Regions from separate parts of the Homo sapiens genome. Here all the other regions are linked to region 5. The links are chromatin loops, found by intact Hi-C in ENCODE. Cell type or tissue: psoas muscle. All regions are shown on one strand.

Evidence for each region. A loop is a pair of places that touch in the nucleus more often than their neighbours do. Peaks named below come from ENCODE experiments on the same cell type or tissue, not always from the same donor. Only the 100,000 strongest peaks of a DNase experiment are listed, where the experiment ranks them.
Region 1: a loop joins it to region 5, with 4 times the contacts of the local background. A loop is called at or near these places in 30 of 110 quality-filtered maps.
Region 2: a loop joins it to region 5, with 2.7 times the contacts of the local background. A loop is called at or near these places in 13 of 110 quality-filtered maps.
Region 3: it touches region 5 in a loop (6-fold over the local background); 22 of 110 quality-filtered maps call a loop at or near these places.
Region 4: a loop joins it to region 5, with 2.7 times the contacts of the local background. A loop is called at or near these places in 2 of 110 quality-filtered maps.
Region 6: it touches region 5 in a loop (7-fold over the local background); 67 of 110 quality-filtered maps call a loop at or near these places.

The regions. Positions count from the first base shown.
Region 1 is chr5:6,289,876-6,293,875 of GRCh38, reverse strand. It overlaps the pseudogene HMGB3P3. Among named protein-coding and RNA genes, the nearest start is that of LINC02145, 45 kb to the left of the region's middle. In psoas muscle, a CTCF peak has its summit at 1,686 (motif pointing left); no DNase peak of the experiment used is centred here.
Region 2 is chr5:6,452,442-6,456,441 of GRCh38, reverse strand. All of the region lies in intron 1 of UBE2QL1 (ubiquitin conjugating enzyme E2 QL1), which reads right to left. LOC105374639 (a long non-coding RNA gene) reads right to left here. Exons shown (of 2, transcript XR_007058679.1): 1 at 1-4,000. Among named protein-coding and RNA genes, the nearest start is that of UBE2QL1, 5.6 kb to the right of the region's middle. In psoas muscle, no CTCF peak of the experiment used is centred here; DNase peaks (open chromatin) are centred at 703, 1,571, 3,111 and 3,611; H3K4me3 peaks cover 3,499 bases; H3K27ac peaks cover 4,000 bases.
Region 3 is chr5:5,884,870-5,888,869 of GRCh38, reverse strand. No RefSeq gene overlaps it. Among named protein-coding and RNA genes, the nearest start is that of LINC02145, 450 kb to the left of the region's middle. RefSeq lists a silencer at 1,720-1,789. In psoas muscle, CTCF peaks have their summits at 1,575 (motif pointing right) and 1,777 (motif pointing left); a DNase peak (open chromatin) is centred at 1,779; H3K4me3 peaks cover 287 bases.
Region 4 is chr5:6,200,455-6,204,454 of GRCh38, reverse strand. No RefSeq gene overlaps it. Among named protein-coding and RNA genes, the nearest start is that of LINC02145, 130 kb to the left of the region's middle. In psoas muscle, a CTCF peak has its summit at 1,654 (motif pointing left); no DNase peak of the experiment used is centred here.
Region 5 is chr5:6,574,922-6,578,921 of GRCh38, reverse strand. No RefSeq gene overlaps it. Among named protein-coding and RNA genes, the nearest start is that of LINC01018, 5.2 kb to the left of the region's middle. In psoas muscle, a CTCF peak has its summit at 1,830 (motif pointing right); a DNase peak (open chromatin) is centred at 2,801; H3K27ac peaks cover 1,979 bases.
Region 6 is chr5:5,490,961-5,494,960 of GRCh38, reverse strand. No RefSeq gene overlaps it. Among named protein-coding and RNA genes, the nearest start is that of ICE1, 70 kb to the right of the region's middle. RefSeq lists silencers at 9-88, 129-178. In psoas muscle, a CTCF peak has its summit at 2,439 (motif pointing left); a DNase peak (open chromatin) is centred at 220; H3K4me3 peaks cover 726 bases.

The sequences.
Region 1 (4,000 bases), 290 kb after region 5:
GTAAAACTAGAATTATTATTCAACCCAGCAATTCCATTACTCAGTATATACCCCAAGAAAAATAAATTGTTCCATCAAAAAGACACCTGCACTTGCATGTTTATCATAGCACTATTCACAATAGCAAAGATATGGAATCAACACAGATACCAAACAATGGCGGATTGGATAAAGAAAATGTGGTACATATACACCATGGAATACTACATAGCTATGAAAATAATAAAATCATATCTTTTGCAGCAACATGTATGCAGCTGGGGCCATTATCACAAGCAAACTAGTACAGAAACAGAAAACCAAATATTGCATGTTTTCACTTTTACAGAGGAGCTAAACATTGGGTACACATAGACACAAAGATGAGAACAATAAATACTGGGGATTCCAAAAAGGGGAAATGGGGGGACAGGATTGAAAAACTATCTATTGTGTATTATGTTTGCTACTTGGCTAACAGGATCATTAGAAGCCGAAACCTCAACACCATACAATATACCTATGTAACAAACTTGCATGTGTACCCCATGAATCTAAAAAAGAAAAGTTGGGTTATTTCTCTTTTCATTGTTGAGTTTTAAGTTTCTTTGTATATTTTGAATACAAGTCTTTTAACAGATATGTTTTGCAAATAGTTTCTCCCATTCTGTGGTTTGTATTTTTATTTTCATAAGTATCTTTTACATAGCAGTTTTAAATTTTAATAAATTCCAAGTTATCAGTTCAATTTACTTTCATGGATTATCATTTCATGTTGTATATAAAACCACCTCAAAAAAGCCAGGTCTTATAGTTTTTTCTCTCGTCATTTCTTCCAGAAGTTTTATAGCTTCGTGTTTTACATTTAGGTATATGGTCAATTTTGAGTTAATTTTTTGTGACATGTGTAAGGGCTAGGGTTTTATTTTCATATTGACATCCAAGTTTTCTAGCACAATTGTTAAAAAAAACTGTCTTTTCTATATGGAATTGCCTTTGCTCCTTTATCAAAGATCAGTTAACTATATCTGTGTGGCTCTATTTATGGACTATTTAGTTACATTGACCTATTTATTTATTTTTGCCAACACTAGGTTTTGATTACTGTAGCTTAATAGTAAGTCTTGAAATAGAGCACTGTGAGTCCTTCAGCTTTATTGTTCTTCCTCCTCCTTCTTCTTCTCCTACTCCTTCTTTAGTGTTGTGTGATCTAACTATTTTGCCATTTGATACACACTTTAAAATTAGTTTATTGATGCCTACAAAGTAGTCCAGTAAAGTCTGGATTGTCTTGAATCTGTGGATCAAGTTGGAAAGAACTGACATCTTGACAATATTGTCTTCCTATCCATGAACATGGAATATCTGTCCATTTATTTAGTTTTTGATTTCATCAGCATTTCATAGTTTTCTGCATTCATATCCTATACATATTTTTGTTATAGTTATACCTAATCATTTCATTTTTTGTGCTATTGTAAATGGTATTTGTATTAGGGTTCTCCAGAGAAACAGAAAAACAGAAACATCATCATCTCTGTGTGTGAGTGCGTGTGTGAGACAATGTGTGTGAGTGTGTGTGTGTGTTTGGGGTGGGGAGACAGGAAGATTTAAAGAAATTGGCTCATATAATTGTGAAGCCTTGGCAACTGCAAATATGCAGGTTAGGCAGCAGGCTGGAGACCCAGGGAAGAGTAGAAGTTGGACTCCAAAGGCCATCTGCTGGCAGAATTTTTTCTTGCTTGAGAAAGGCCAGTCTTTGTTCTACTGAATGCTTCATCTGATTGGATGAAGCCCACCCACATTATAGAGGGTAATTGTCTTTACTCGAATTCTATCCGTTTAAATGTTAATCCAAAAAAATACTTTCACAAGAAAGTCTAGAATGTTTGACCAGATATCTGGGCACTGTGGCTCAGTCAAGCTGACACATAAAATTAAGCATCTCAGTATTTTCTTTTCTAATTTCAAATGCTAATTTTTAAATTTCTGGTATAAAAGAAAGCAATTGACTTTTGAGACCTTGTTATACATATTTATTAGTTCCAGAAGTGTTTTTAATTGGACTTTTCTACATAAAAGATTATATCTGTGACTAAAGACAGTTTTACTTCTTTCTTTCTAATCCATATACATTTCTTCCTTTTTCTATTTTTATTGCACCAGGTAAAACTTCTAGCACAATGTTGAATAGGAATGGTGAGAGAGGACATTGTTGCCTTGTTCCTGATTTTGAGGGGGAAGATTCCACTCTGTTTTCTTTAAATATGATATTAGCTTTCAGCTTTTAATAACTTTTTTATCAAGTTGATGATGTCCTCTCTGTTTCTAGTTTGCTAAGAGTTTTATGATAAATGGGTGTTGGATTTTGTTAAATGCCTTTCTCTGTGTTGATTGATTTGATCAAATTATTTCTTTTCTTTAGCTTGTTGATATGGAGGGTTACATTGATTTTTTTTTATTTTTGAGTCTTGAACCAGCCTTGAATGTTTTAAATACATCCCACTTGGTTGGGATGTATAATTCTTTTTGTACTTCGATGGATTTGATTTCCTAATATTTTGTTGAAGTTTTTCATATATATTTATGAGAGATATCAGTCTATAGTTTTCCTTTCATTTCACATCTTTATCTGATTTAGGTATTAAGGTAATCTGGCCTCATACCTGAGTTAGGAAATGTTCCCTCTGCTTTTATTTTTTTGGAAGATATTGTAAAGAATTAGTATTATTTCTTGAAATGTTTGTTAGAATTTACTGGTGAAAACATCTGGTATAGTACTTTCTTTTTAGGAAGGCTATAAGTTATTTATTCAATTTCTTTAATAAACACATGCCTATTCAAGTTGCCTCTCTCTCCTTGTGTGAGTTTTGGTAGTTTGTGTCTCTCAAGAAATTCATTCATTTCATCTAAGTTATCAAATTTGGAAACAGAGTTGTTCATAGTATACCTTTATTATCCTTATGCCAAAGGGATTCATTATTTAATGAATATTCTCTCATTTTTTATATCTGTGATTTATATTCTCTCTCTCACTTTTGGTAATCCTGGCTATAGATTTATCAATTTTGTGATTTTTTTTTTTTTTTTTTTTTTTTTTTTTTTTTTTTAGGGAAGAAGTAAAGTTGTTTTTATTTGCAGACAACCTGATCATTAAGTAGAAAATCCTAAGGAATATATTAAAAAATGCTAAAATTAATTGAACTTATCAGAGGTGTAGGACACAAAGTCATTATAGAAAAGCATTTTTAAAATAGATGAACAGTTTTTTTAATTCATCCTCCTCCTTTACTTCCTCCTCGTCTTCTTCATCTTCCTCTTCCACTTGTTTTTGGGCAACTTTAGCAGGACCTTTTGCACCATCAAACTTTCTAGACTTATAGTCAGCAACATCCTTCTCATACTTCTCCTTCAGCTTTGCTGCCTTGGTGATTGATATGGTTTGGCTCTGTGACCCCAACCCAGTCTCACCTGGAATTGTAATCCCGATAATCCCCACCTGTCAAGGGTGGGACCAGGTGGAGGTAATTGGGTCATGGGGGCGGTTGCTGTTCTTGTGATAGTGAGTTCTCACGAGATCTGATGGTTTTACAGGTGTCTGGCATTTCCCCTTTTGGCACTCACTCCATCTTGCCATCCTGTGAAGAAGGTGCTTGTTTTTCCTTGCCTTCTGCCATGATTGTAAGTTTCCTGAGGCCTCCCCAGCAATGCGGAACTGTGAGTCAATTAAACCTCCTTCCTTTATAAATTACCCCGTCTCAGGTTTTTCTTCGTAGCAGCATGACACTGGACTAATGCAGTGAGGTAAGGCTCCTTTCGCTGTCATTTAAGTTATTCCACATCTCAGCCAGCTTTTTTGCCACATCTCCAATAGAGATGTCAGGCTTTGTGAATTTGATCTTGGGCAGAATTCTGAACAGAACAGGAGGAATCCAGATGGTGGTCTTTTGTGGGCATTAGGATCCTTCTTCTTGCCTCCCTAAAATAACTAACTCTTTGGTTCTTTGATACTTTTGCTGAC
Region 2 (4,000 bases), 120 kb after region 5:
ATGAAACCGTATTCCAAAAAACACTGAGTGACTAATGCCCCATGTTAATGTCGAGTCTCAATCACCCTTAAGTAGAGTGTTTCCTCTAAGAACATCACTTGGAATTTCTGAAGACCCTGCTGATCCCAGGACCCCACTGTGCCCATGTCCCCACTATATACCCAGGCCACTGTCTATTGTCAGATCCATGGATATTTCCTAAATATTAACAAAAAGATACTTGTGAAGCCACTTGGCAGGTCAAAAGCAAATGTGAAGGGTTTTGTCTTCTCCCCATTAGAGGGTACGTTCCCTGTGGCAGGCACTTGATGTGTATCTGATCCCCCAATGATGCCTAGGAAGTTCCTGCATGACGGGAGGCACTCGATTCCCGTGCTGTATTAATTTGTCAGCCACGGCTCTGGAGGGTCTGCTCACACCACCCTCCGCAGCTGCGTCTCATCGAGGGTGGAGGGAATCATCCCTACATTTTCTTTTTCAGGGTTTACACTCCCTCGTAGTCTACATAAGCAGTCCAGGGAGGAAGGCTGGCTTTAGGATGGCATCTCTACAGAAGTCGGGCTTTGAAGGCGCTGAGTCAGGGTTGACCTAGGACAGGGAGTGTGAGCCAGGTGGGGTGGGGAGGTTGGGGGGATTAATTATCACCACTTCTGAAGCTCTGGGCTGTGGTTACTGGTGGGTGAGGCTGTGTCTGCCAGATGGGTGGGGAGGGAGGAGGTGGACCATGGCCAGCGTCAGGCAGCTTTTCCAACCCGGGCTGCCCATTAGAATCATGAGGAGCTCTTTGGACCAGCCTCTGTCAGGGCCTGATCCTAGACCACAAAGTCTGAGTCTTTGAGGGGACAGCCCTGGTACTGAAATAATCTGCACACTCCTCAGGGCATCTAATGTGCTGCCAGGGTTGGGAACCACTGGCAGAGAAGAAAGGACTAACACTTGTGGCCAGCCGTCCTCTCCCCTCCCGACTACATCAACACATCTAGGGCAGCAACAACCTCTGATTCTAGGAGCTCCAAAGTGGGGCTCAAAATCCCTGCCACAAGTGTCTGTTTTGTTTCCTGAACTATAAAAGCCATTTCTGCTGGTGTCTTATCTGCCTCTGACATGGTACTAGTGAGGCTGCCTTCCTTCTAAACCTGGGTGTGGACGAGTCTCTTCCTGACGATGAGAAGGGAGACACTGACCAGGTTGTGGGTGTCAGGCCTTCATTCAGACTTCAGCTTAGTGTCCACATGGGCACATTCCACTAAGAAACAGCCATGAACCTACACTGTCCTTACAGAGAAAACCCAATCTCCCCCATCGCTTAAGGGAAATCAGAAAAGTATACAAAAATACACTACAACCCTCTTCCTGCAAGTTCAGATTCTCAAAGTCTCATGGTGAAGTAAAAGTAGCTTCTACCAGGAGCTGCCCCATGCACCCCGGGCTGAGCTGCTGGAGCTCTCCAAGCGGGTGTGGGGCTATTTTTAGGATGCAGTCCTGCCTGTGTCCTCCTGCCTGCCCTACTTGATAGAAGAACAAGTAGCTATTTTTTCCTCTGAACAGTCCAGTGTATCGATACCTCAAGCTGCACAGTCATCGGTGGTGGCAATAATCTCCGTGCCCTGTACACAGTGCAGGACACAACACAGTGACTCATAAGCACGCTACCAAAAATCCACGTCTCCCTGGACGAATCAGATGGCGTTACCCACCCCTGCCAGTCACTATTTTTGCTCTAGGTTGTTCTAGCTTCCCTCCGGGTGTGCAGCCATCTCTCTGCTCAAAGCTGCGGGCAACATTCTCCATCCAGTGCCTCCCTCCGTGTGGCTTCATCTACTGCTTTTCAAACTAGCACAGCAGTTGCAGAAACAAGATGAGCAACTGGTTAAGAAATGCCTGTTTGGTTGTGTTATGGGCTGAATTGTTTCTCCTCCCTTCACCAAGGTACATGGTGAACCCCTAACCCACAGCACCTCAGAGGGTGACCTTATTTGGAGACAGGGTTTTTAAGAGGTAATTAAGTTAAAGTCAGGTCAGGAGGATGGGCCCTAATCCAATCTGACTGTGTTCTTACACGAAGAGGAGATTAGGACACAGACACACACAGAAGGAAGGTCATGTGAGGACACAGGGAGGACACAGCATCTACAAGCCAAGCAGGCAGGACTCAGGAGAAATGAGCCCTGCTGACACCTTGATCTTGGACTTCCAGGTCCTCTGTTATGGCAGCCCCAGCAACCTAATACAGGGCCTTTAAACATTTTGTGTGTTGTATGGCTGGGTGAGGTGGCTCACACCTGTAATCCCAATACTCTGGGAGGCCGAGGTGGGAGGACTGCTTGAGCCCAGGAATTTGAGACCAGCTGGGCAACATAGTGAGACCCCTATCTCTACAAAAAATAAACAAAATTAGCTGGGCAAAGTGGTGTGCACCTGTAGTCCCAACTACTTGGGAGGCTGAGATGGGAGGATTGCTTGAGCCCAGGAATTAAAGATTACAGTGAACAATGATCATGCCACTGCACTCCAGCCTGGGTGATAGAGGGGACCCTGTCTCAAAAAAAATCTCTGTGTTATAGCCGGTTAGAAGCCCACAGATTTTAGGAGCCCAACAGGCTGTTCATCTTTGTCACTCTTTCTGATGAGACTGCTGGTTTTACAGTCATAAGTAAAGTGCTATTTCTAGGCCTAGTATTTTGGAAGATGGGCTTTATGTATGTCTCTGTGTGTGTGTGTGTGTGTGTGTGCACATGTGTGTGCACTTGTGCTTCCCAGTGACACCATGGTGTGGCCCCCTCTCAGACCTAAGGTGGATTTTAGTGACATCACTGCATATCATTTCACAAAGCTGAGCTGCAGAGCCCTTTACTGTTTCCTTACACTTAGACAAGTTTCCTTTATTAAAAAACATCCAGAAACTGTCAGGCAAACAGAACTTGTCCTGAAATTGCTTTCCAATTTTAAATTCAAACAGTTAAGACTCAAGGATGCTTTAGTCCTGATGTTCTGTGAATCTTTTGCGGATGGCTGGCTGAGCAGCTCTTCTCTGTGGATAGAAAGGATTATCACAATGGTCACAGTTAATAAACGACTGCCTGGAAACAGCAAGGTGCTTGGATGGCACCTGGCCCGACTGCCATTTCCAACAGCTTTTACTCATGCTGATGAAATTTCAGAGCCTTGCCACTCATGAGCTGTTATGAGAGCATGTGGCTGTATAAACTCCACCTGACTCTGTGAAACTACAGTTTCCTCACCTGTACAACGACCATCAAAAGAGCAGAACCAGGGAGATTCAAACATCCTCAAACATCCTATGTTCTCTGCTGGCCCAGAGTTTGGCACAAGCAAGTAGGAAATGCTTCCTGCTGCTGCTGCTGCTGCAGTTATTATTACCAACACTGTGTGCATGCCGAATTGTATGGTTGGCTCTGAGGGGCCAGGAGAGGAGTGAGGAATTGTCACTCAATTGCCATTTGGTTCCCTGCCCCTGGCGATGCCTAATTAACTAAAAAGGGGACACTCAGGAGGTGAGCCACAGTGAAAGCAGGGCTCTGAGTCAGTGCACCATCAAGCAGCTTTTGGGGACCCTGCTGCTGCACACACAACTGACAGAACAAGGTCCCTGGCCAGTCACGCCATCGTCCCACGCTCCAAGCCTGGAGTGGAAGCCAGTAAACTCTGGCACTCTTCATGGCCAGCATTCCCCAATGCTGATGCTACTTTGTCTAGGTTTACAGAGTCCGAAAATGCAGTTTTTGTAGGTTAAGCTACCTACTAGGTGCAAGCACTGTGCTGGGATTACAGGCTACTTTCATTTCAAAACCAACATCTTCCAGCTTTTGAAAGGCAAAAATCTTACACTGGAGCTGTGGGTTGTATTCTTTTGGTTCAGTAACTAATAAAGGATGCAAATAATTATCTAAAAGTATACTTTTAACATTTTCACCAGTTCATTCTAAAAGTACAGAGTTTTAAAATCCAATTATAAAAAACTAAGAGTTACCTAAAAATG
Region 3 (4,000 bases), 690 kb after region 5:
AAGGTCTCATTTCCATTTCTTATGATCAGTTGGAAATGGAAAAAATAAAATATAATATCCCTAAATTTCAAGAGAGAAAGAGAGAGGGACTGACTTCCTGAATCACTAATTGGCTTTCTAGCAGATATGCACCATTTCTGTGTATATGGTGAAACAGATAATTTCATGTGGGGTATTATCTTCTCCCATGATATAGCAGTCACCTTCTGTCACCTTCTGCCCATATATTTCAGCTCCACCCACTCTTTCATCTGTGGGTTGCTATGCATCAACTCAGGAACATCTATAAGCCTGTAAGGTCAGAGGAAGAGATTGCCACAGAAATAAAAGGAATCCTGCACACAGAGAGCACATGCAGGATCAGGCTAAGCCCAGACATGACACACATTGAGCAGTTTCTTGTCACAGTTTGTGTTCTGTCATGTGAGGAGCCTTCAGTCCTTTGTTCAGCATCCACAGGGAAATGCACTCTGACAATTTCCCCAGTTAGGTAGGCTGTGACTATGGCCTGCCTGCAAGGAAGGTCTTGGATGAATTCGATCTTGGGGAGTTTTACCATTGTGATTTGGAGAGTTGCTCCAAATCAAATACCTTAAGCCAAAACCCACCCAAGGCGATTAATTGTAACCAACATCTCACAGGAGACACAGCATTGTGCTGCCTATGTATTCTGAGACTTCAGGCCTTGGAATATTCCCCAGGATAATCGAGAAGTTGGACTTATTTCCTCATGAGTTTTTGACAAATTACCAATCTGGCTCCTATACCGTTTATATGTCTTTCCCATCCCTCTCTGGAGAGATAAGGAATCTGGCTGGTAAGAAACAGATGACTGCTGAGGCTCATAATGAGAAAGCTAATAAAGAAGGAATTTTCAGCAGGATAAGTGGCTTCTTGAATAAAGGATTCCTTTATTACCTCATGAATCACAGTTAAAAGCCAATGTCATGGGGCTGAGGAATTATCTGCAGTTCAGAAAAATGAGGAAGAAACAGAAAAAAGAAACCTAGGAAACTTCTCAGGATGTTGACTCGGTGCAGTCTGTCAGAAATGAACCAAAATAATTTTAAAAAATGACCACTTTATCTTAGGGACTGAGAAACCTAATGACTTCTACGTGTCACTGACATTGGTGCTCAACCCAGTTTCTGGTGCCTAAGTTTGGTGGTTGTAGTATAGTTATTTGTAAGAATAGAGACAGAACGATGCTTGAGTTATTTACAATTCATCGTTATGATCCAGTTACTAGGGACATAAGGACAGAGAAAAGAAAAACTCAAAAGCAAAAATCAAGCAATGCAGGGACCTGGGTAAGGGGTGGGGGATTATTGATGGAAACCGGGTGGGTGGAGGACGCCCCACCAAAGCTTCCATCCAGACCCCTCAGTTTTCTGGAGTTTTCCATTCCCTGCATGAAGCATCCAGGGGGAGAGAACTGCTCACTCTTTAAGAAGCGCGCCGCTTTGGGAGTCCACCGGGCCCACAGGACCCGTCCTCGAGGGCAGGTGAGAGCTCTCAGGGCTGCAGGTGGAACTGTAGCCCCACTCGAGCATTCCGGTGAAATCGAAGTGGTCGGTGGGAAGCCAGCGTCGCCGCTCAGCTCAGTGATTGGTTCTCAAACGGGGAGGTCCCGGGACGGCAGGGGTAAAGGGAGCGACTCCCCTTCCCCACCGCCCCCGCCACCACCACCACCCCTTCCCACCCCTGGCACAGCGCTGATGGGCAGGAGCTGAAGCTGGCAGGTGTCACCGCCAGGTGCCTGGGCGGGGCCGCGCGCTCCCTCTGCTGGCGGAGGCGGGAGCGGGCACACGGGCTGCGGGGACCCGGCCGGATGCCTGGGTCTGTGCGCCAGCAAAGCGAGGCTGGTGTTGCAGGAAATGCTGCTGCGTGCTCCTCCACGTTCGTGTTGGGACCGGCTCGTGATGCTTCAGAGACAGCCTCTGCAAGCCCTGTGGATGTTGACGCATTGAGGGGACAATGAAAATTGGGAAGAATAGAAAGGAACCTGCCATCCCCCAGGCCTTGCTGTGTGGATGAAACGCAGCTCGTGTCTCCAGGGAAAACCTGAGCAGTGAGAAAGCAAGTCCATCAGATAATCTCAAAACCAGAAATGTCACCCATGTGACTCGAGACCCACGTAAATGAAGGCCATGTACCCCCCACCCTCCTCTCTGCCGTAGGAACGCCCCCTGGACCACGCCCTGCAGAGGGTGTGGGAGAGAGGGGCGTCCCAAGTGGCATCTCCTGGGGAAATGTCTCCAAGGCTCCGCAGGTGCGGACACCACCCCTTCCCTCGGCCTCGTGGCCGCCTGGCCCAGTTCACGTGTCCACGGCAGGCTGCAGTCCGTGGCGTGGGCCCGGCTCTCCCGTCTCGACCGTAGGTCTGCGGGCCAAGGCCTGTGACTTCTGGTCCCTGCAGCCCAAGCAATGTTCAGTGATTTCAGAATAAATAAATATAGGAACAAATTAGGGAGGGCAATGAGAGGGTTAGAAGAGTCTTGAAATGGAGCCCCAAGTCCTGGAGCAGATTACTGTGGAAAAGGGAGGGAGGGCAGGAAAGGAGGGAGAGAGGGAGGGAGGGGTGGGGGAAAATAAGCGGGGAGGCAGAGAGAGAGAGAGAGAGATTGTTTCATTCAGACAGCACCCTTGAACTCTGTTTTAAAACCTGACCTTTCAGGACATGAGAATCCTCCACCTTAGCCAGCTCCGATTAGTGAGTAAGGAGGAAACAGAACCCCCTAAAAATCACATGAACACGGAGGCACGGCCCAGATGACCCACGATTGCCACAGCCCTGGGGCCACCCTGGGAGCCAGCGATGCTGGGGCTACCGGGTGAGAGCAGTGCGGGAGCCCCCTTATACCATAAGGGCCTCCATGCTCCAATTCCTCTTTCTAAGGAGGTTCTCAGGAGGCAGCTGGGCCACTGCAGCTGCTGCTGGCATCTGGGTTTGGGTGCTCTGGTTGTGGTGGCCCAGAAGGCTGATGGAGTGGATGCTAAGGGACAGTTGCACAAAGGGCTGAGGGCCCTGGGCCATCCCACCGGCACCCTGGGCATCCCCAGAATCCCCTCCAGGGTCCCCCAAGACCTTGCAATCATGGACCACCAAGGCCCTGGTCACTGTCTTAGATACTGTTGCTTCTGCACCAATGGAAGGAAAAACCCACACACCGCCACCCCCCTTCCACCCTTACCCTCATCTCAGCCCCATGACACCCTCATTCCAGTAACTCCTTCCATTCAGCAAAACCCATTCCCCAGCTCTCTGGACACAGGGTGAGCACAGCCCTGCTACAGAAAGTCCCCTCTTGCTGTTTTACATAAGACCCCTGCCCTGGGCTAAAGGCCAACTTGGGCCTCTCCAGCTGCTCCAGGGCTGGAGGCTCCTCTCCTCTGAGGCAGGTGATTCCTTGGATATCTTATCTCTCTCCCCAGATGGTGGAAACCTGGGAGACAGGATCAATAACTAATTCTTTCTCCCTCAAATAGTGCTTAATACTTAAATATCATAGAACATGATGATTTTTTCAATGAATAAGTAATTAGTACAAAGGCCAGCTTTGATCACTTTACTTGAGGGATCCAGGGTTTATTTTTCCTCTCACAGGATATTAAAATCAAAAACTTATTTGGAGAATAGGGGTCTAGATTGGAATGACTGGGGGAAGTGAGGTGAGGGAAGAAAGATGGAGAGAGAGAGAGACTGGTACAGACACCTGCACATTTGGGGATAAACAGCCAGTGCTCCGTGGGAGATGGGAGAGGGACCTGGATCTTGGGATCTTGCCCACCACACCCCAGCTTGTCTAGAAAGTGCCTCAGGAGTTCCAGACAAGCACAGAGGTCCCAGCAGACACCTGAAAAAGGTTTAGAAAACCACTTTTGTTCAACATCCCAAATCTTTGCGCCACCTTGCAACTTACCAAGGATGCAGCAGGGTCAGAAGCTCCCCATCATTTCTGCTCCCGGAGCGCAGGTGCAAGAGCATCCATCCCTGCAG
Region 4 (4,000 bases), 370 kb after region 5:
ATAAGGGTTTGTTCTTTTATCTGTTTCCAGCAATAGCCTCCTGACAGGCCACTGTAGACAGCAGGAGAGGCATATGGGGAGAAACTCTGTGAACCTCCTCTGAAGTGCAAATGAAGTACAATCAAACTTTACCTGAATTTAATTTCCTTATTGTTTTGCCAATTTTGAATCACTATATACAAAATGCCCCTTCTCCTGCTGTCAACGAGCTTGGAGTTTACTATGGCCCAAACTCAACCCAAATGGCACAAATGGGTTCTGACACAATGTCAGCTTCTCCTGAAAGTTGTGAGGACTCAAGGATCTCCCTGGAGCTCCTGTTCACCGCAATGAATGCTGCTGGCCTCTCCCCAAGAGCAGGCTATGGACCCACCGTGCGGTCTCCCCTGTCTCTTAGATGTGCTGACCCGGAGCCAGCCTACCTACTAACAGTATATTGGATGCCTCCTTTGGCACAAAGCAAACTGCTTGCAGGATGTACAGAGGGACTCTGTCCACGTTTGCATGTCTCAGGCTCCTAGAATCTTGGGAGGAGCAGAAGCCAATACTGCCCCTTGTGCCTGCTGGGATTGTGATCACATAAGCCATGGTGGGATCTGAGAAGATCTGGTGTTTAAAGAAGCTCAGGTCTGGGCTGTGGAATTTAAGTTGGTAACCTCAATTGCTTACAGTTGAGCCATACATTTACATAAATGTTTTCATGCAAAGGAGATGAAATAGAAGAAAAAACCCTTTCTTTGTCAATATTAATACTGAAGCAAACTCTGCTTTTGTATAAAACAATGAGAACATGGTGAGGGGCTATTGATAGCAACAGTGAAAAATGCACACTTGGCTGGTGACTGTTTAATAAAATCAGGGAGGTTTGTTTGTTAAAAAATATAATTAATAGGAGATGTCTTTGCAATGTCTGTCACAAATTGTAATGGAATGAAAAAACTCTGCAAAACCAGGAGATATTTTTTAAAAACCTGTGATTTTTTTCAAGACCAGAAAACATGAGTCGGATGGAATCTCTCCCTGCATAGAGACCTCAGCAGGTTTTTCTAACGAAAGAAAGCTTTTGCACCCAGAGCCTGGGAGCAGTGTGTTACATGGGCACTCCTGTGAGCTGGACAAGCAGCTCATTAACCCACTCACCATGCCTGCCGGCAAGTAGGTAGGAAGCATCGTTATCTGCTTTTCACAGATGGACAAGGCAGAACCCAGAAACATCACACAGGTGACTCTGCAAGTGGCCCTGGTGCTCTGCTGTCCAAGGTCAAAATGCTTTCTAGATCCTCCGAGCAGGCAAGTAGGTTAAGCAGAAAGAGGGAACTGAGAGATAGCTTGGGGGAAGCCAGAGTCTCGAAGCCCCTGAGAGCTGGGGCCTTGTTGGAACCCACTACAGCCCCAAAATGCCACAGTGGGAACTGCCCCTTGGAAATTAGTGTCTGGTCCTCCTAATTAGATTTATCTCTTAAAATGCAAAACTTTAGAAGTGGAAGTTTGGATGAAATGTAAAGTATGAATGATTTTATTTTACTTTTTAAGTACAAAAACAAAGGCTGCCTGCTTCTTAGTTTTGCAAATGTTACCTCTTAACCTTGATACCAAACAGATGTCCAGGCCCCACAGCCCCCATGTGGTCAGCCTCTTTAGTGCACCTGGGTGTTGGGTCTTGTTTGCTTTCTGCCTGTCATCCCAGTGACCCCAGCACGCCCATGCTTGTGTGCTAATGGCCACCCCAAAGCAGACCTAATGAGGTGCACCAAATGGAGCTGCAGTGTGCTCAGGGGGGAGGTGCACACCTCATTAATCACCCAGGCTGCCTTCTGGGCCTGAATGGTCTGACATGGGGCATTGTGAGGGCGCCTGCATCTGCCAGGCCCACCAGATGCCTAGCACAACCTCCTGGCCCAGGGAAACTATTCCTCTATGTCCATTATTGGCCACAGTGGACTCAGCTCCTAATTAGGGCCAGGTGAAAGGAAAGAGAGAAGGTGCATGCACCCTCTCAGGCTGTGCTGGAATGGGCCTGTCTCACCTCACATAAAGGGCCGGTGGCATGGCCTCTAGGGACAAGCCAGGAGTGAGTGCCAGAGAGGCTGGCTTTGTCAGAAACACTCACAGTGCTGGTGCCTCTGGGCGTCGGGGAGCCAGGCTCTGCATTTGTGGGCTTTTATCTCACAGGCTGGTCCTTGTTGCTGAGAGGGCTGGGATAAGTGGGCTGCCTTGAAGATACCAGGGCCATTGCGTTGTCTGGGAGGTGGAGGTAGGCCCACACCCCTCTGCCTTTCTGCCCCCTTGGACAGTGTTTCTCAGTCCTGCACCCTCTGTCTTTTCACCATCAGATGTCAGAGTCTGGCCCGGCATCATCTCTGCAGTGGCAAGACTGCAGGACTTGGATGGCTCCGTGTGCATGGCTGCAATCATCTCTGTCTCTCTCTTTTGCTCCCTCTAGCTCTACGTTACATGATCTCCCCATGATCCTTTACAAACTGTACCCATTGAAAGACTTGACAAACAAACTTACAGGTCAGACTGCCATTGCCTTTGTCAGTTGGTTTTCTTTTTTTTTACTGAAATGAAAAGTAAGTTGATCTGCTGCCAAATTACCACCACAGGAATTTACTGGGAGCTTGTTTGAGAATGCTGCCTCCTCTCTTTGAGCTGCAGGGTTTCTACCAGCCCGAAGATGCTAAGGAAAGAGACTGGACCTTCTTCTCAGGCCAAGACAGAGGCGGGAGCACCCTTCCTTTGGAAGGAGGTTGGATGTAGTTCACAGAGCGGAAGTCCAACAGATTCTACGTGCCGAAGCCAGCCAGGGTCAGCTGGGTTTTCCCAGTGGCAGTGACAGAGTGCTGTCAGTCTTTACTGGATAAAGGAGTTGCGTCCACAAGATGCAAACAGAAGCTGAGGACTTGCTTGAGCCTCAATGAGGAAATTTGCTACAAAGAAGCTTCCAGAGCATCCATCCAGACAGATGTGTATTCATTCATTCATTCATTCATTCATTCATTAATGCACACTTTTCCATTTAAGAGACACTGTACCCCGTATCCTGGAATACAATCAAGGATGGTTCCTGGGAGCTTTGAGGGCCCTGTAGAGCCATCCCTTGGGGGTCTGTTTCTAATCTCCAGCCTCCAGTGTGGGTCCTCACTGCTATAAGGTCACATGGGGAGGCTGCTCAGGATAAGCCTAGAATGGGCCTGAAGTTGAGCCCCCTCACAGGGCCCCCAGCAAGGCCCTTCTTTGGACTTGAGTCTTCCTTTCGCTTTCCTGCCCTTGAATCTCCCCTTCAGCCATATCCATTTCCATGAGAGCTGATTTTCACCCAGGAGAAGGATGCCTGCTCCTTCAAACAGAAGCAGATACAGTTGGCCACCGAGAGGAGGCCAGAGACGTCTGCCCTGGGAGCCATCCAGAGGAACCTCTACCCTGGCTTCTAAGCTGAGACGAGACCCAGTCCCATCTTTGGCAAGGGAAGGGGATGAGTGCCTCATCTCTGCCATCTTCACACCTGAGGTGATCCTGGCACACAGGCTACTCCCAGAGCTGTGATAATTGGGATAAAGTCTGTATTAGTCTGTTTTCATGCTGCAGTTAAAGACATACCTGAGACTAAAGACAATTTATGAAAGGAAGAGGTTTAATGGACTTACAGTTACACATGGCTGGGAAGGCCTCACAATCATGGTGAAAGGCAAGGTGGAGCAAGTCACATCTTACATGGATGGCAGCAGGCAAAGAGGGAGCTTGTGCAGGGAGACTCCCCCTTATAAAACCATCAGATCTCATGAGACTTATTCACTATCATGAGAACAGCATGAAAAAGACCTGCCCCCGTGATTCAATTACCTCCCACCAGATTCCTCCCATGACACGTGGGAATTGTGGGAGTTACAATTCAAGATGAGATTTGGGTGGGGACACAGCCAAACTATATCAAGGTCCAAGGAAGAGCCCCATGGAAGAGCTTGCCAAAGGGTGAAAGGATTCCTAGGTCCTGTTATTT
Region 5 (4,000 bases):
ATGAACACGTTCCAACATTCCAAAAGCTTCCAAGACACGCAGGAACTACCAAGAGGATTGATTTCTTTGGAAGTGAGTGCAGTGGTTTATGAGGTGTGCTTGCAAATATTTGGAATGCTCCCTTTGGTCACCCCCACCTCCCCACCGTGGCATCTGTGGTGACATGGAGGTGACTCGGAGGCAGTGTAACTTCGGGACCTTTCTTTCTCCAGCCCTTCCACACCTCTGCACCTTCAGGACCATTGCTGTGGGGAGCCACGGGTGGCAGAGAGCTCTCAGATGATCCTCCCGACAGTCACAGAAGCTCTTTCACCAGGCAACAAGGACGGATGAGGGCACAGACACCACAGGCATTGTGCAACGCATTTCTAGAAACTGCTTTGGAAAGCAGGCAGCATTTTCCCAAAGGAACAATGGAAGTAATGGATGGTATAAAGTGATTGGGGATCTCCTGTCATACCGAGGATGTGGCAGCAAATAAGTCATGGCTAAAACCAAAGAGATGTCATGGACAGAAAAATATAACAACTATAAATTTCTGTAATCACAGAAGAATGTCATTATCTGCCAACACACAGAATTTTAGGGCTCAATTAGCCCTCCCTGTTCATTTTAGAGGATGGATGGGGAAGGGCATTCACCCTGAGTCACAAAGCTGGGACTGCAGGGCATCAGCCCGCACTTGGGTCACCTTCCACAGCTCATGGTACCCAGCTCCCCAGTGAAGGGTGGGGCGCAGCAGATCTGGGGGCTCTTGTGTCACTCCCCTGTACACCCCACCTGTGCACAGAGACATCGTTCCTGAGGACTGCAAATCCCAACTTCTCTGAAATCAATACCCTGCTATAACACATGAGAGACGTTCAATGGATATTTTTCTTGATTTGATATGGATAGTTTTTGAGGTGAAGGGAGTTGGGGGATTATTTGAATAATCCTTGTCACTTCAAACTGAACCAGGGTAAAGAGGAACTAGTGGCTCTAGTCACGTGGGGTTTGTAGTCATGTGGACAGCAGCATTTTCAAATAGAATACATGATGTGGGCCTGACGGCCAGTCCTGCATCCGCCGCTACTTGGGAGAGTCACATGGACTCCCGCTCAGGCCTCCGTTTCCCAGCCATACATGGGGTTGGACAGGGAGCGAGAAGAGGTGAAACCATCTCTTGAGCTCTAAACCTGTGGTCTCTTACTTTGTTTGGGAGTCTTGGAAGGCAGAGTTCTCCTTTATTTCCATGCATATTCAGAGGGCCCATGGGGCAGGGGCTGAGAGCTCACTGTGTGTGTCTTGCTGCCTGGGGATGATTCAGACACCATTGCCCTGTGCCTCTTCAGATGCCAGTCAGTGTCGCCTGCCTGGGCAGCCCAAAATGGCAGGGAGAATGATGCACACTCTAGTTGGAAGGTTAATTTTTCCTTTTCTATTTTTTGAGACAGGATCTCACTCTGTTGCCCAGGCTGGAGTGCCATGGTGCAGTCACAGCTCACTGCAGCCTTGACTTCCTCAGTGCAAGCAATCCTCCCCACTCAGCCTCCCAAGTAGCTGGGATTACAGGTGCGCACCACCACGCTGGAAGTTTAATTCTGTATTTTGTGATCATCAGTTTCATGGGTCAACTTGGCTAAGTTCTCGTATCCACTTATTTAATCAAACACTAATTCAGGAGTTGCCTTGAAGGTATTTTGTAGCTGCAGTTAACATCTGCAATCAATTGGTTTTAAGTCAGGAAGGCTACCCTCAAAAATGTGGGTGGGTCTCATCTCGTCAATGGAAGACCTTATGAACAAAACAGGTTTCCCAGAGAAAGAAGAAATTCTGCCTCAAGGTGGCAGCAACAGCTCCTGCCTGAGTTTCCAGCCTGCATTCTGGATGGCCTGCCCTATGGATTTGAACTTGCCAGCCCTGATAATCTAGTAAACCAATGCCTTTAAACAAACCTCCCTGTCCCTGTTTCTCTGTCTGTCTCTCTCTCGCCACATGTCTTAAGGGTTCTGTCCTGTGTTTCTCCACTGCAACCCTGGATCACAGAGTGTTCTCAAACTGATGAGCATTCAATATCCACTTGTAATTTAAGGCACATCCTGTTTATTTCTTTTCTTTTCTTTCTTTTTTTTCTTTGTGTAGCATTTGGCATCGTTTAGGCGGAGAGAGATATAGGAAGGGCAAATGTTTTTTCTTTTCTTGTTGCCATGAATCAGAAGAAACTTTGCTCAAGGAGGAAGTGATTGTAGAGAAAAAGAAACATTGCAGGGCATGCTGGCCCTTGAAGGTTGCCGGGGTGGAAAGGATGGAGTGACTGGGTGAGGCTTTGGGAAGAAACTTTGCTCTTGAATGTCAGGTGGCTAAGATCTGTGAGAAACCAGGACTTTCTTGGAACACTGTTGGGCTCTTTGACTAATGGTTTTGAGGGACAACATGGCTTTGCTTCTAGGAATTTTGCAAAAGACTCTCCCCCACAGCTGGGTCTTACAGGTCCCCTATCCACCTGCTTTGCTGTTGAGAGAGGGCTGAGGTGAGGCCGGAGCCCAGGTCCCCTGCACTCTCCCTGAGATGACTGCCTGGCTTCCCCTCACATCGGGTCCTCCCTGGAGACACTCCTGTGGGATGCCTCCTTTCCCGTCCAAATTAGGGTTACCTGAGAGGACATGCCACCATGGCTACTCCCCAGAATAGCGCTGACTCCTCTGGGTTTTACAGATATGGAAATGGCACTGTCACTGGACTTGAAACGTGAAACATGCCCCCAGTCAGTCTGGTGGTGTCGCTCAGGACACCAAAGCTGGTGGCAGCCTTCCCAGAGGGCAGGGTTCCAGCTGGCTGCTGCCTCAGTCCTGTTCCAACAAGCTGTTTCCTTGCTTTTTTCCTTTCTTTTTCTTTTTTTTTCTTTGAGACGGAGTCTCGCTCTGTCACCCAGGCTGGAGTGCAGTGGCGCGATCTCGGCTCACTGCCAGCCCCGCCTCCCAGGTTCATGCCATTCTTCTGCCTCAGCCTCCCAAGTAGCTGGGACTACAGGCACCCGCCACCACGCCCGGCTATTTTGTATTTTTAGTAGAGACGGGGTTTCACCGTGTTAGCCAGGATGGTCTCGATCTCCTGACCTCATGATCCACCCGCCTCGGCCTCCCAAAGTGCTGAGATTACAGGCGTGAGCCACTGTGACCAGCCTCTTTTCTTTTTCTTTTTTTTGAGATGGAATCTTGCTCTGTCACCCAGGCTGGAGTACAGTGGTGCAATCTCGGCTCACTGCAACCTTTGCCTCCCAGGTTCAAGCAATTCTCCTGCCTCAGCCTCCCGAGTAGCTGGGATTACAGGCGCCTGCCACCATGCCCGGCTAATATTTTGTATTTTTAGTAGAGACAGGGTTTCCCCATGCTGGCCAGGCTGATCTTGAACTCCTGACCTCATGATCTGCCTGCCTTGGCCTCCCAAAGTGCTGGGATTACAGGCATGAGCCACCACGCTCAGCCTACTTTTTTAAGACACGATGTTGGTATTAGGGGACAAGACATATATTAGTCTATAGATAAATCATAATGCCAGACTTTTACTGAATAATTTTTTTTAAACATGGCTTGGTTTGCAGTGTATGCAGAACATGGTAAACACAAGCATGCTATCACGGGGCCTGAGTATAATTTTAAAATATAGTGAAGTGTGGCCAACAATTCGTTGAAGATTCATTTCACTCAGCAATGAGGGGAGCAGCAGGATGGTGGAGCTGGTTTAATGGGCATTTGATTTATGCAGTCCGTCAGAAAAGAGACGCTGGGATATCTTGGCCACGGACATGCAAAATTGGGCCATCGCCTACCGAGAGTAAGAGTGTGGCCTCTGGGGTCATCTTTTCTCCTGGACAAATGTATTTGCACTTTATCAAGTTAACAGCTGTCATCACAGAGTGTGGGCTCTGATCAAGTCAAAAGCATTCCTTGAGCACAAAAGACACCCTTGGCAGGTGTGCCGAACAACATTCAGCATTTTCCAGCTTGGAGTCATTCTC
Region 6 (4,000 bases), 1.1 Mb after region 5:
AACGCGCAGGGAGTGCAGCACGGCGAGGTCACTGTTAGGCACCTGCCGGCAGGCCTGCGGGGCGGGGTTGCAGAGTCGGAGGCGGGGCTGTGGGTTCGGAGGTGGGGCTGCGGGGGCGGGGCTGCAGAGACTGGGCTGCAGAGATGGCGCTGCGGAGGCTGGGCCTGCGCTGCGGGTTCGCAGCTTCGGGTACCAGGATTGCAGGGGCGGGGCTGCGGGGGCGGAGCTGCGGGGGCGGGGCCGCTGGGCCTCAGGGCCTCAGGCTACGGGCGGGGCCGCCAGGGCGGGGCTACGAAGGCGGTGTCCTCAGCCCTGAGACCTCCATCTGCCCGGGCATCTCTGCGAGGGCAGCCAAAGACCCGCCAGTCAGTGCAGCCCCGGGAGAACAGGGCCTGGGCGACAGGGAGAGGGCATTCCAGTGCCGACCCGTTTCAATGTTTAATTTGCTATATGCATACAATAATACACAGGCAAGAGGAGGCTATTCAAGAATAGTATATATTGCATTACAAGTGAAACTATTAAAATGGATATAGTATAACAATAATTAATACAGAGAAACAATACCTAGGAGGGTCCGTTTATGGCTGTGGAAGGTCTGGTAGTTGAGGGTTTACATTCTCAGCTCCTCGCCTTCCCTTTTGAGTTTTTCAGTTGTGTACTCGTAATTTAGGGTGAGGTTATCTCAGAGCAGCAATTGATGACTGTTAAGGAAAAAGTAATATTCTTAAAGACTATGGGAAAAATTAAAAACAAAACCAGCTAGGGACTGGATTCAGTTCAAGGTGGTGGAAGGCAGTGAACAGCTTACCTTCTCCTCTTTCCAAATTTCCATGGAAATGGATCAAGGGATGGGACGGTGGGGAAAGCCATCTAGAGACCAGAGCTGTGACCCTCTGAAGACAGAAAGCAGCTGAGAAGGCAGAGGCCGCTCAGGCAGGGGGAGGGTGAGCAGACCTCGGGTGCAGAACAGAGCAGGCCGCAATGCTCAGAGAACTTACTGGGCAGTGTCTACCCAACTGCTGGGGGCATCCATGTCACCGGGAGGCACCCCCGGAGTTTCAAACTCAAGGGTTTTGGGTGAAGCTCTAGAATCTCCAGTCCTAAGAAGCCAGGTGTGATTTAGGCTCCCCACTGCCGACAGGCCCCGCGAAAGGTGCAGTTAAGAGAATGGCTGATGAGAGCTGGGCTCCAGGGTGAACGCTGGCACCTTGACACCCTGATGAGACACATCTTGTGTGCTTTGGAAGACAAGGTGGCCTGAGCCAAGGCATTCCAAGGTACTAACGTCCTTCACAAAAACACAAAGTTCTTCATGAAAGCAAGCAAAAGCATTCATTTTCATAGAAAACTGAATTATATCATTTTTATGGCTCTTCACTCACACTTCTGTTTTTGCCTCTGTCATCAGAACCTATTTCGTTGTGCAAAACAAACTGACTACAATACAGTGAGGGCGCTTTAATTCCTCAAAATTCCCCTTGGAGGGGCAAGAAAATGAACTTCTTGTTTCACAATTATGCACTCTGAATTTCCTTGAGAAAGCGTCAGGTAGATGGAAGCAAGCAAGAGAGGAAAGCATTTACAAGTTTATAGATCTGACTTTTTCAACTTTCTCCTAAATTTTTAAAACACCCCTCATTGAAACATTGTTGCATCCTAAGTCTTAATGAGGGCGGTTGATTAGATTTCCAGGTGTGAGCTCTATTCGCACTATAAATTCTTTGTAATATGGTTCTACACAAGATAATGCGTCAGGGATGCTTGAAAAAAGTAATGTTCAATGTGGGCAGGATGACTTAATTGACTAGTTTCTTTGCCTGCCAGTTCATCAGAGGAGAGTGACACAACCTGCCATTCACTTCACTGCCACTACCAATTACTCACCTGGTCACTTGCTTGTCTTTCTCCTTCCTTCCTTCCCTTCCTTCCTTCCTTCCTTCCTTCCTTCCTTCCCTCCCTCCCTCCCTCCCTCCCTCCTTCCTTCCTTCCTTCCTTCCTTCCTTCCTTCCTTCCTTCCCTCCCTCCTTCCTTCTCTTTCCTTTCTCTTTTTTTCTTTCTCTTTTTCTTTCCTCTTTCCTTCCTTTCTTTTTCTCTTTCTCTTTCTTTTCTTCTTTCTCCCTTCCTTCCCTTTCTTCTTGTTGTTTTTTGATCAAAGGACTTAAGTATTTGCTTTTTTCTTTTTTGAAATGTGCTCTTAAACACGAACTTTACATGTTATTCTATCCACACATTTTCCCCATTTACTTATTAATAATGGCCCTAGGAAGTGCAAGGAACACCCCAAACGTGAATGGAAATGCTTCCCTGATAGAAAGGCTCTCAGAGCGCCAAATTCTGCACCCAGACGACCTCTCCAGTTAAGGTTCCCTGTCTCTTCCGGATGGTTTGTTCATGGGTGAGTCTACAGTGCCCTCTAATGGCTACAGTGCAGTTCTTTCCAAGTCCAGGTATGAATTTATTTCTATTTCATGTTCCTTAAATATTGAACTTGCTGAATTACACTGCCACATCCTATTTTAAAAAACAAACAATGTAACAGAGTACTTTCTCTGTGAAAAATGACACTCCGAAGTGTGTAATCATCTTGCTGTCCGTCCACACTCTGTTGACCATTTTCACCCTCTTCACTGCTGCCCTGGCTTCCCACGCAAATACCATCATGTGCAGACGCTCCGAGAATCTCTGCCTTTGCCCAGCGCAGCCTGATTCAGTGTCTCCTGCTTACCTCTGCACTGAAAGGCTTATCAAGCTGCAGGGGAACCAGCTTGAGCCGCCAAGCACCAGTTGAAAGCCTCATCTAACTCCAGGCTGAAAAGTGTTCATTTTTGTGTTTACAGTTTTAGTCTTTTTTTTTGGTTCAAGTAATAAAACGTTAAAATAATGTTCTGTTTCGGTACTAGAAATTAATAACAGCTTAAAACCTTTCCACTCTCTGGGGATAACACAGTACAGTGGGCAACTTCAAGCCTATTATTTGTCGTCATCAGTTCATATGGAGTGGATGCTGCCAAGTAAACTCAAGGAACAAGTATGGCAAGCAAAAGTCAGCACGGGTGCTAATAAACGACAGTGCCCCTCCTCTCCATTAATTAAAAACACATACGACTGCTGAGGTTTAACATGTTTGAACCACCTGACAAATCCACTCACTAAGCACAATTTCCACAAACTCAGTGGACCACGCCCTGCTCTTCTCTCTTCCTTACTTCCCACTCCCTGTGCCACCCATTCCAAGCCCATCAGTATGTGGGAGATGCTCACCAAGGTCACTCACCTCACCTGACCTTGCAGCTTCCAGCCACATCGGTAGCCAAGTGCCTGGACAATACATGACTGACAAGTTTCCTCCCAAAACACCTCCTGCCCCGTCTTTCATCTTCTCCCTCTCCCATGGCACTTCAAATTATAGGAGGGACTGGGGGGAAGTTATTTTTCTCCCTAGGTGAACGCAGAAATACACACACAGAGCTTTAAGTAGTCTCCATATGCTATCAACTTCCAAAGCTCTGTCACATCCCTTCTATATAGTTTTTCCTGTAAAGGTTCCCTGCCACCTCTCCTTGGAGGTCTTATGGTTCCCATGTCCCAAATGGAAAGCTCGAGTCGTGATTCCTACCACCTGTAATTCCTAAACCTGTGTGCATCTATCCCCAACTCCAGGTGCTCAACTCAGTAACCTGGACGTCTTCCCTGATTCTTCCCCGGAACTTCATGAACACAGCATCAATTCTACCCCAATAGATGTGAAGTCCATCTGCCCTTTGTCATCTGCACCCTCACAACCGTCAGCTCCCAGCTCCACCTGTTGCAGTCGCCTCCTAACAGGTCTCTCCACTTCACCTCTTGCCCTTCTCACATCCCTTTTCATCAGAACAGCTCCAGTGAACTATCGCACGTGACACCTCCACTCAATCTCCCTGGAGCCTCAGATGCCACTCAGCATGAAAGTGCTCCCAGCTGTCTTGAGTGACTGGCAGTTATCTAACCTGATCCCATG